Regions from separate parts of the Homo sapiens genome. Here region 1 is linked to region 2. Evidence: chromatin contacts called from ENCODE Hi-C or POLR2A ChIA-PET data. All regions are on one chromosome and are shown on one strand. The core of a region is the stretch at or near the end of the contact, and the rest is flanking DNA. Distances in the headings are between cores, read along the strand shown.

What was found. Hi-C counts contacts between places; a loop is a spot of excess contacts on that map. ChIA-PET counts read pairs that join two places held with the same protein, here RNA polymerase II (POLR2A).
Region 1: a loop to region 2 is called in a map of breast epithelium, with 14 times the contacts of the local background. The contact joins the enhancer-like site here to the promoter of CFAP65-AS1 in region 2. A Hi-C loop is called at or near these places in 2 of 168 maps with a recorded cell type or tissue (Caco-2 and breast epithelium). POLR2A ChIA-PET finds 5 or more read pairs at or near these places in 2 of 52 experiments (Caco-2 and PC-9).

What each region holds. Positions count from the first base shown.
Region 1 is chr2:219,069,746-219,075,489 of GRCh38, reverse strand. NHEJ1 (non-homologous end joining factor 1) reads left to right here. Exons shown (of 8, transcript NM_024782.3): 8 at 1-5,744. LOC124906120 (a long non-coding RNA gene) reads right to left here. Exons shown (of 3, transcript XR_007088092.1): 3 at 5,468-5,744. Among named protein-coding and RNA genes, the nearest start is that of IHH, 12 kb to the right of the region's middle. Within about 2 kb of position 3,794, at least 3 of the 41 ENCODE cell types and tissues checked have a DNase peak (open chromatin) inside an H3K27ac peak, as active enhancers do.
Region 2 is chr2:218,998,476-219,004,087 of GRCh38, reverse strand. It overlaps CFAP65-AS1 (CFAP65 antisense RNA 1), which reads right to left and starts at 1,873. Exons shown (of 3, transcript NR_046086.1): 1 at 1,788-1,873. CFAP65 (cilia and flagella associated protein 65) reads left to right here. Exons shown (of 35, transcript NM_194302.4): 33 at 1-136; 34 at 816-953; 35 at 1,067-1,242. The coding sequence ends at 1,151. It overlaps MIR375 (microRNA 375), which reads left to right and starts at 2,380; the gene lies at 2,380-2,443. RefSeq lists enhancers at 1,807-2,101, 3,544-4,527.

The DNA.
Region 1 (5,744 bases), core at 2,545-5,044, 69 kb before region 2:
CAGGCATGAGCTACCACGCCTATCCAATTTCTGGTTTATTTACTTTCGATGGTTAAATGCCTCCTTATTCAAATATCCTGTATATATACTGGCGTTTCTGTCCTGATGTCAAGTCTCGAGAGAAGATGATCAAACAATAATAAAATAATTATAATAAGAACAACAATAATAAATAGCTAACATTTATTGAGCAGTTAATGTATACCAGCTACTCTAATGAGCACTTGACATTGATCCTCATAGCATCATATGAGGAAGATGCTGTTAACCCATTAAGAAATTGGATCCTGAAGTGAGTAAGTGACTTATCAAAGGTCATACAGCTAATAAGTGACAGCCAGAATTTAAGCCCAGACAGCTGAGTTCTTAACAGCATTATTATATACACTAATGAAAACATTTATTTTCCAGAAAGGACATTAGGTTCTTCTTTCCAGTCTCCCACTGTAAACCTCCTTATCCCATGACCTTGCCTCTTTTCAATAGGATGTCTGCTCCCCAGGGGCTCTTCAAGGAAGGAGCTCTTGAGGACTCCAGGACTTACCCTCATGCTTTTTCCTGCTAGCAGAGTCTGAGATCTCCACCAAGGCTCATTCCCAGTCACTGCTGATAACTTTTCTTTACCCCCAGACCACAGGACCCTAGAGTGTGCTGTGTGGTAGTGACTGTCATCGAAGTGAATTGGGAACTATATAAAAACAGCCTATCAGCTGGCTTACTTTGCTCTTTTGTTACTTTTTTTTTTTTTTAATGGAGTCTTGCTCTTGTTGCCTAGGCTGGAGTACAATCGCACAATTTTGGCTCACTGCAAACTCCACCTCCTGTGTTCAAGTGATTCTCCTGCCTCAGCCTCCCGAGTAGCTGGGATTAGATGCCTGCCACCAAGCCCGGCTAATTTTTGTATTTTTTGTAGAGACAGGGTTTCACCATGTTGGCTAGGCTGGTCTCGAACTCCTGACCTCAGGTGATCTACCTGCCTCGGCCTCCCAAAGTGCTGGGATTACACGTTTGAGCCACTGTGCCTGGCCGATCTTTCGTTTCTTTTCAGCATAATTTAGATAGTCAGATTTCAGTATCTACAAGGCACATGGAAAATGGAAAGGCTTCCCCTGCAAGCTTGGAGAAAATACCGGTTCTTCACCCTGGGCATTCCCTGTACTGTAACAGCACAGACTCAAGACATTTTTCATCACAGCGGGGCCAGAGGCCTGTGAATCCCTCAAAATTGTAGGTAAAATCTTAAGAGCAAAATTTTGTTGATGTTCTCAAAAAGAATGTGTGACTTTCTAAAAAGGTTAAGTAAGAATATAGCTAGTAACCTTCCATCCACTGCCCCCATCATCCCCAAAGGTTGCTGTCTCCATTGGGGTATTGCTTAAATACGTTGTTAGAGAAACATTGCTACCAGAGGCCCTGCCACAGGCATTCTTGCCCCGAAGCCCTTACCCCGCAAAGCTAGGGGTAGTGGTTGAGAATCATTCATCCTAAGGCAACTCCAGGGAAATCCCTGCTTTGACAAATTGGCCTAGCCAGGCTGTATTCCAGCCCTGCCCCCTGGCTTGGGCCCCTCCCTGAGGCCCCCAGCCTGGCCCAACCCCCACTCTACATGCACATAAAAGGGTCGAATTCTCGTGGCTGCTCCATAAATTTTATTCCGTAAATATTAGTTTTCCCTGTGTTTAATAAAGCAGTGGCCCACCTCCCCGCCTACCCGCCCGCTCCCCGGGGCTGGGGCTGGGGCCAGGGCTGGCTGGTGGGAGAAGGGACTCTTTCAATTGCTTTGGAGTATTTTTAGAAAAAAAAATAATATAAGGTGGTTTACACGAGCAAGCCAGCAAACCAGGAGCAGGACTTGGGACCTCGAGGAAGTTCCTGCAGGAACTTGACCTAAAAAGTAGAGAAATAGCGCCACCTAGATTGCAAGGCCTACTTGGCCTTGCCGGCTGGTCCCCCATAGTTAGCTAGGACAGGCATGCTCCCTGCTTGGAGAGAAAGCCTCATCCCTTTCCACTCTAGCTGGGTAGCACCTCCTTTTCTCATGCCTCAGTGGGGGCTTCCCCAGCAACCCTTAAAAGCAGAGCTCAGGCTGGGTCCTAAAAGATATCACTAGGGTCATTCTCTTCTCTTGTCACCAGGCAGCCAGTCTCCCAGATCAAGGAGGATTTCCAAGGGATAGTAAAGTTATTGAGAAGGCAGGAAGAAAGCTTCTAGTCTCCATCTTTCCCTGATTCCTGAGAAGCGAATTCCTATGGTGTAAGGTGGCGAAGAGTGAGATCTGTGCTTCTATGCTCTGAACTGGAAAGAGTCTAGCCTGTTGAGACCAAAATCCTTCCACAGGCCTGGTGTAGCGCACCCACAGTGAGCACTGGGGGAAGGAGAGATGCTCACATCTCTTGATACTCAGCCCTACTGCTGCTCGTTTTTATCCAGCGGTACATTTGGACTCCCTTTTCTTTCCTTCCTTTTCACTTAGACCTCCCATTTTCCCAAGCCCTTACCTCCTCCTTAGCCCACGTTTGTTGGGAGATAAGCAGGGGCCCCTTGTGTACTCTGTACAAAGCTGGCGGGAGGAGTGGGGAATGGAAAAGGCTGTGCTGCTCCTCCTGGTTTCGTTCCTTACATTGTCACTAGGAGCATTTTCCTCTCTCTGTTTATTCTGTCTCTCATTTTCTCCTACTTACAAAACTACACAGATTCGCTCCAGAGAGTATAGAGTAAGCCTAAATTCTCTTAATAGCCCTTCCTCATGATATGGTAAGCTCACTTTGTCTGTTCTGCTTATGCTGTTAATGTAGACTGTGTTAATAGACACACTTCCTGTGCACTTTTCTGTTTTCATCCTTTCATTAGGTTATACTCTTTGAGAACAGGGTCAGTTTTAACCCTAACTCAGAAAATATCACTTCAGGGATATTATACCATTAACAAATATAATTTTATGTCAACTAGGTTTTGATACAATCAGGATATGTTTTTCTAAGCTCTACTGTGAAGTAGTTTCTGTCTTCTAATTTTTCTTGAAGAAAAAACTGTTAGAAAGGAATAAGTGACATACTGCAAGGAAGCCACCAAACTCAGAGCTCAAGAACCTTGGTTCCTCGTCTCTGTTACTAATATCCATAAATGTATGGGCTAGCAAAATTGTAATGGATTACACTAGGCCCTTAGATACAGAGGGGAATGCAGGAAGAGAAGGAAGCCCATACTTTATAGGAGGGGGGTTCCCAGCTGCATTGATGCCCTGGAAGCTGCTACAGGGTGCTCTTGTCCAGGGCAGCTCATTGCTCTATGTTTTTTCCTTGTGTTCTTGGCCAAGGCCTCAGAAGATCTCACCATGAGCGGAACATCCAGTGCATGGAGGGTATGAGGTAGCTTGTCTTATGTGAGGAAGAGGGACCATAGGGAATCCTTCTCTATTTGAACATCTAGAAGTCCATCTTTCTTGATCTTTCATCCCATCTTCTGAGACTTTTTTTGTGGTGGCCTTTTATGTATCCTCTCAGCTCTGGGCTCTCAGTTCTCTATCCTAGCACATAGGAAGTCATTAGGTAGCACCCAAGTATTCTAGCAAAGGCTTCATCACTCTTCTGAGCTATTAAGTCCCACCCCACTCAGTTTCTCTATTTGGAGCCCAACAGATTTTGCTATCCTTCCACCCACTCAGCACCCAACTCTTATGGGTTCTCAAGAATCTGGGCCAGCCTACCAGGGGAACCCGGAAGAAGCACTGGAAGAGCTCCAGGGTGTGGGGAGCACACAGCCATTGACTCACCTGGGAAGATTGTGCTAGGATTACTTGTCCTGCTGGGCCAAGGGCCAGTAGTTAAAGGAGCATGCAGTGCCACACTCTTCCTCTCTGCCCTTACTCTGGGGCCCAAAACAGTAGCAGAGTTAGAATTGGGGAGTAGGGTTCAGGGGCTGCTGGGAGTCCCTTCTGAAATGTGTTGTATTTACTTTTTCATATTGGCAGCTGGAAGGGGAAGCCCATCCCAGCTCGGCATTGTTGTCTAACATGGTTAATCAGATCCTATAATCCTGCTGTGGAAATATTGGGCCTCACTCAAAACAATAGAGACCGAGAATATTGTGGTTAAATTTCAACCAACGGCCTCCCTGGCCTGTTTGCCTAACCCCTACCCCCCTCTCCCGGGCCAGAGTCCTCCTAGCTTTATGGACCCCTGATAGGATTGACGGCCAGTCAGAAATGGGTGACAGGAGAGGGGAGAATGGAGTAGGGGAAGGGTGATCCTTTTGACTGGCACTTCATCCTGGCTTTTCCCTCCTACCTCAGGCCTTGAAGGCTGAGCAGGGGATGGTGAAAGGGGTTGGAGCTGGTAGGGAAGCCCCACAGGGTGTGGGTCTCCACTCAGGGATCAAGAGCAGTGCTGTTGGGAATCATGCATGGTAAAGACAGCCCTTACTCAAGACAGAAAAAGCCTGATGCCACATGAGAAGGGAAGACTGCCAGTTTCATTTAGCATTGTTGCCTAGCGGGGATTTCAGGGCGTCCTGTCACGTGAGAGGAATGGGGAGGCACTAGTTGTGGAAGGCAGAGCTGGTAATAATTTAGATTTTGTTTCATAGATAACAGCAATACTAATAACGGTGTGATGACATTTGAAGGTGATACTGATGGCCCTACTTGAGTGGTTTTCTGATAGTGGTAATGTCTGTTGTGTTGCCCTCTTTCATAGGTGTGAATTAAATCTGGCAGGAAAATTTACATAGTTAGAATAGCAAGACAAAGGGAATAGATCATTTCAGAAGGATAAGCTGTACAATGGTATTTTGAATTAAAAAAAAAAAAGAAAGAAAAGATTGAGTGTCTGGATTGTGCTAAAGGGGAAATTTAAGACTGGGCTCCATGGCTTACGCCTGTAATCCCAGCACTTTGGGAGGCTGAGGCGGGAGGATTGCTTGAGGCTAGGAGTTTGAGACCAGCCTAGGCAACATGGCGAAACCCTGTCTTTGCAAAACATTTTTAAAATTAGCGTGGTGGGCCAGGCGCAGTGGCTCACGCCTGTAATCCCAGCACTTTGGGAGGCTGAGGCAGGTGGATCACCTGAGGTCAGGAATTTGAGACCAGCCTGGCCAACATGGTGAAACCCCATCTCTACTAAAAATACAAAAATTAGCTGGATGTGGTGGCGCACACCTGTAATCCCAGCTAGTCTACTCAGGAGGCTGAGGCAGGAGAATCGCTGGAACCCGGGAGGCAGAGGCTGCAGTGAGCTGAGATCGTGCCACTGCACTCCACCCTGGGCGACAGAGCAAGACTCCATCTCAAAAATAAAAATAAAAAAAAAATTAGTGTGGTGATGTGCGCCTGTAGTCCCAGGTACTCCGGAGGCTGTGGCAGATTGTGGGCTTATTGAACACAGGCAGTTTGTGGCCATTCAGCAAGGAGCATAATGCCCCTGTTGGTGGTGATAGTGAATAAGCACTCAGTGCAGTCAATAAGTATATAATTTGAGTTAATGCATGTTTAATGATTCCTGTTTCTTGTTGAATGTGGATTTCTCTATCTCATTCCCAATACATTTCCTACAAGCCAGTGCCATTCCCTTGAATTGCTTTATAGCAATCTGGAATGTTTTCCCATTGGATTTTCTCACTTGCAGCTCAAGTCTGTGAACACCATGAGGTTTAATCAACATGAGGTTTAAGCCAACTTTATAGGCTTCCTATATCTCCCTTCCTGGTCAGCAATATAGCCCATTCTCTGGAGCTTCCCGTGGGGATTT
Region 2 (5,612 bases), core at 624-3,123:
AGAAAGTGAGCTGGGCGGGCATCGGGCCCACACCACAGCCTGAGTCCCAGGAGTCCATGCAATGGCAGTGGCAACAGCAGCTGAATGTCATGGTGAAGGAGGAGCAAGAACAGGACGAGAAGGAGGCCATCAGAAGGTGAGCAGCCAGGCCCCAGTGAGGACGGGAGGGAGGCGAAGTGCAGAAGGTTCCTAGGAGGCAGTGGGATGCCAAGGATGGCTGCTGCCTGTATGCACATCTCATCCTAATTCAGTGCTTAGTGAGGTCATGTTGGTAGCTTAAGGCCTCTGTGGGAGTATCCGCCCGGCACCAACACTGAACTTTATTCTTTTTTCTCTAAGAACTAGTTGTTGACATTTACCAACTTACCAGGAGAATTGTTATAGTCTGCAAAGTCTTGTAAATGGGCTTCTAGAGCCAGAAAAGGACCACCTGTCTTGCAGGTGGGACTTCCCGCCGGGGCTGCCCTACAGATGATTTATGTCATTGTAGGGATTCCCTAGGCCCCACCCAGTCCCTTCTGCGCCCTCTCATCACTTCCCTACCTTTCTCTAAACTTGGCCCTGAGATGCCTACTACATCGCCTGGGTTTGAATCCCACCCCTTAAACCAGCAGCATATTTGGCAACTTGGAATCTTTTAGCCACACTTGGAACGTCCGTAACATTGAAACAAGAATGCCCCATAGTGTAGTGGATGAGGGGAGTCGAATGGGAATCTCCGTAGAGCTCGCGGCACAATGTACCGCACGGACAGGCGAGCGAGGAGGCGCGCGGGCACTGCGGCCGCCCTCATGCTAGCCCCCGCCCCCTCGCAGGCTCCCGGCCTTCGCCAACCTGCAGGAGGCGCTGCTGGAGAACATGATCCAGAACATCCTGGTGGAGGCGAGCCGCGGGGAGGTGGTACTCACCTCGCGGCCACGCGTCATCGCCCTGCCGCCGTTCTGCGTGCCCAGGTAAGGGCGCCGGGACCAGCGGCCGCGCAGACCGCGCGAGAGGGGCCACGGGGGCAGCCAGGCTCTGCCCGAAGCCTCGCCCCCACGCCTACCTGGGACTTTTTGTCTTCCAGGAGTCTGACCCCGGACACGCTGCTGCCGACGCAGCAAGCAGAGGTACTCCACCCGGTGGTGCCACTTCCTACCGACCTTCCGTAAATGCCCGCGCCCAGCCTCTCCGACATGCCGCTAGGGGTCACGCCTGGCCCCCTCTCCACCGCCAGTAAAAGCATCTAGTCTTTTTTCTGTATCTACCTTGACTTTATTTCCCCGACGAGGGGGAACGCGCGCGCGAGCTCTGAGAGGGAAGGATGGCAGGGAGCAGCCCGGGCGGACTGCAGAGGCGCGGCGGGAACTTAGGGCCCGGGAGGATGCACCTCTCCGCCCACACTGCAGCTGGACTGAGACCTGGCCGCTAGCTGCCGGCCGCTGGACCGGGTCTGGCCAGTGGAGGGCGCTCCGGACGGGGCCTGGCTGGCCTTTGCCCCAGCGCACCTTGGTGCACAGTAACTGAGTGCCAGGCCTGGCCAGCGAAGCAGGTGTCCACTGGGCAGGGCGGCCACCCCTCACCTTTCCGCGCCGCGCCTGCTCGGAGGCTTAGCACCCCCAGGGCCAGCCCCTTAGCATTTGCCGAGCTCCGAGTGCCCAAGAGGCTGGGGAGGAAGAACTGAGGCACGCCGCGGAGGGCCAGGAACTAGGCTGGGGCGGGTCGAGGTCACCACTGGATTTCGGGCCACAGACCCTGCTAAGCGACTCCCACTGTGAATCAGTCCTCAGACGAGGATGGATACCCACCTCTCGGTTCCTCCTAACCCCCGCCCGGGAGCTTCTGTCCTCTGCTTCTCGGCTCCTCCCTCCCAGAGGCAGGTGGGTGGAAAAGTGACATCTGGTGTTGTTCCAGAGGCGCCCAGGGTCCCCAGCACCCTCCCCTCCGCCCCCGCCACCAAGGCCTCGGAGAAGCTCCGGTCTCAGAGCCCGGGCGGGGGAGGGGGGAGCGCTCCGCCTCCATGAGTCAATATTTGCCCCGAGCAAACGGGCGCCTGGACAGGTGTGAGTGTGTGTGTCTGGGGGCGGGGACTGAACAGGCAGTATAAGAGCACACGGAGCCCGGGCTCCGGGACAAGCTCCAAGGCGTGGGCTGGGGACGAAGCCAAGCTAGGCTGGGCCGGGCGGAGGGGCCAGGAAAGCCGGGCGGAGGGTGGCTGGGAAAGGAGGGGCGGGCCAGGTGCGCACCTGCGGTGGCCGCCGCGGCCGCCGACGTGTCAGCCGCAGATGCGTTCAGGTGAGGGCGGAGGCTAGCGGGGCGCTGTGCAGCACTGAGCTCGCGGAAGACCAGGACCAGGAGATCACCGAGGGCGACCGCCAGGCCCCGGGCCCTCCGCTCCCGCCCCGCGACGAGCCCCTCGCACAAACCGGACCTGAGCGTTTTGTTCGTTCGGCTCGCGTGAGGCAGGGGCGGCCTCTCAGCACCAGCCCGGGGGCCGGCCTGATCGCCACGCAGGCACCTGCCGCCGCCACCGCCACCGCCATCTCAACCGTACGGGTGGGAGAGGCTGTGCGCCGCTCCAGGGGAGATCCGGCTCCCATCCGGCCCCACCCGCCCTGCCTTGCCCTGCCCGCAGCTTCTGGGCTGCCAGGCTCCATTCTGCGTCGTAATACGGGCTGAGCCGGCTCCAGCGGGTGGCGAAGGGGGCCGTGGCCCAGAACAGAAACCCTTCTGGAGGTGGAAACCCGGATTCTAGTCCGCCTCTGTCCCCGCGACTTCTATGGCCTTGGGCAAGTCATTTCCCGGCCTCTTGGTTTTCCCATTTGCTCAGTGAACGGTTGGTCTGGCCTCCCGCAGGGGCTAGGCCCTCCCCAGCCTCCTGTCCCGGTTCCTGGGCTCCTGGTCATGCTGGGGAAGATGCAGGCCCTCACGGAGTTGGAGCCAAGGCTGAGGTGTGGAAAATCTGGGCGGGGGAAGCTGAGGGCCACCATGGAGCCTCAAATCCACTCCTCGGATCTCTGTGGTGCTGCTGACATCCTGAGATGTCACTCCCTGACACTCCCTTGGTCCCTCTTTCAGTCTAAAAACGTCTGAGACAGTCAGACTGACTGAAAAGGACAAGCCCCCAGGCACAGCGGTTCACCACCTTCCTCAAACCTCAGAATCCCACATCCTCGCTTCCATCAGCTGGGGTGGGGTAGGTAGGTGGCCCTCAGCTCAGGCAGAGGCAGCCCCGGGAGATGGGAACCAGGGTCAGAAGTCCCTCCAAACTGCATGTTCCTAGAGGTGCTGGATTGTCCCCTCCACCACCACCCGCTCTAGTGCCCCTATGTCACCCAACTACCCAGAGGCCCCAAAGGATCTGCTGAGCCCGAGTCCGTGGCACAGAGAGAGAAGGGGGAGGGGCGAGATGGCGTTGGACAGATCCCAGGCAGGTTTAGGGAGAGGGTGGACTACAGCAGGGCTCTTCGTGGAGCAGCCCCAGGGGCAGGGGAAGGTCCTTGGGTCCTGGGCTAGGGTGTGTGCAGCCCTCTCCTGGCCCCCCTGACCAGGCTCTGTCCTGGGCCAGCCCTTTACTCTGCCTGGCACTGAAAGATTTGCCTGTCAGGGGCCTGGCATGGTCCTGGTGCACCTTCCCTGTGTCTTTGAGGGCTTCCCCTTCCCTCCCCAACCATGTCAGGGGCCAGGATTCCACATCCTGGGTTTGCACAACAAAGAGATCTCTGCTTGGAATGACCCCCTCCCAAACACACACACACACACACACACACACACACACACAGCCTTGAGGGGAGGGTGGTGAGAAGGAGGCAGCCACCCAGTGGGCGGGGATCTTTCCTGGTGACTGAGAATTACTGCCCCTTCACCCCAGGGCCTAATTTCCCCAGTCCCCCACCCACTATCCATCCTAAGACTGCAGTTGCTGGCCATTACCAGGGATCTGGCCTCTCATCCAGGTCCCTCCTCCGCTGCTCCGCTGCCACAGGGCGGGGTCTCCCAGTGCCGGGCAGGCCTGCAGGTGCGGGGCTGCATGGGGAGGGGGGCACTCAGCAGCTGCTGTACGAGGCAGGCCCCCTCCCCCTCCTGCTCAAAGCTGGAGCCTGCTTCCTGTCGTCCCTGTCAGCACCCTGGGTGGGGGAGGGACCAGGTAGTGGGGGAAGTGGAAAAGGGATTGAGCGGTTGGAGTGCAGCAGCTGAGAAACAGCAGAAGAGAAATGGAGAAGGATGAGAAAGAGACCAAGAGCATAGGCTGAAGGAAAGAGGGGTGTGAGAACACAGGGGAGATCCCAGGGGCTGCAGAGGCTGCAGACCCTAGACTGTGAGAGCGAGACCAGAGGCAGAGATGACCAGAGAGAAACCAGGGAAGAGGAACAGAGAGAGACACATGGAGACAATTCAAGATAACAAGAGATGTACGCTGAGAGAGATTGGGGATGTGGATTCATGGGGCTAGGGCTCAGGGGACCAGAGGCGGGAGGCATCGTGTGTATGGAGAAAGGGGGAAGCTGCAAAACAGCCCCATCCCACCCCAAACTAGGGTGGGAATTAGCCCCAGCAAAGGATAAAGAGGTGATTTCTAGGTGGCAGACAGGTTTGGAGGTGGGGGGAGGGTGATACCCTTATCTTGGAAGCCCATCTCCTCCCATTAAAGGACAGAATGTGAGGGAGGGGCAAGGCCCAGGCCGTGGCTGGACACCAGGGGCCAGTGAGGGGCACAGATCTGACTCCATCTCTCTGAGTTTCCCTCTTGGCCACAGATGGACAAGCCAACAGCTATGGCAGCTGCCCTGCCCCCACCCACCCCAATTATTCTGGCCTAGCCTTGGAATTTCTGGGCTTAGAGGCCGCCCAGGGTCTGTGTGACAGTGGAGGGACCTGGGAGTGGAGGCACTGGCTGGCAGGGGGGAGGCTCACACCCAGGTGCTAATCCCCATCCGGCCAAGGCAGTACCAGAGCCTCACTGACCTTCTTGGAGATTAGTCCCCATGGAGACCATGGCAACTCGCCCCCTCATTCTGGCTAGGCCAGACGGGTGGGTGGGTGGGGCAGGCATACGCTGGATAGGGAGGGGAAGGAACCTTCCAGAGGCATCACAGGAGTCAAGGCTGGGAGGCCCCTCCAGGACCCACAGCCAGCTTAGTTTATAGGTAAAAAACAGAGGCCTTAAGAGGGGATTGACTGACCAAAATCCCCAAATGGCGCCAGGACAAGCACCAACTCCAGAAGCCAGGTCCTCGGCTCGGTTCCCAAGCATTTTTTCCTAGAGAGCAGAGGCCTGAGCAAGAACAAAGGAAATTGGCACACTCCTCTCTGACCCTCCCAACCTTCCCAAACTGAGGTCATGAACTGAGGAGTGATTCAAATAGGGTGAGGCAGGAAGGCGCTCCGTCCTGAGCACTAGGCTGGCTTCTGCCAGGAACCAGGGTGAGAAGGAGGGTACAGCTCCCAGAGCCATGCTTGCAGCCTGACCACCCACCAACCAGGCGAGCGCCAGGGGTGGTGGGAAGCAGGTGTGTCAGAGCCAGTTATAACCACAACCACAGCAACAGCGGCGGCGGACATTTATTGGGTGGCCACTGCAGGCCTGTTCTGTTTTACATGCATTTAAATAATCACAACAGCCTCTTAACCCA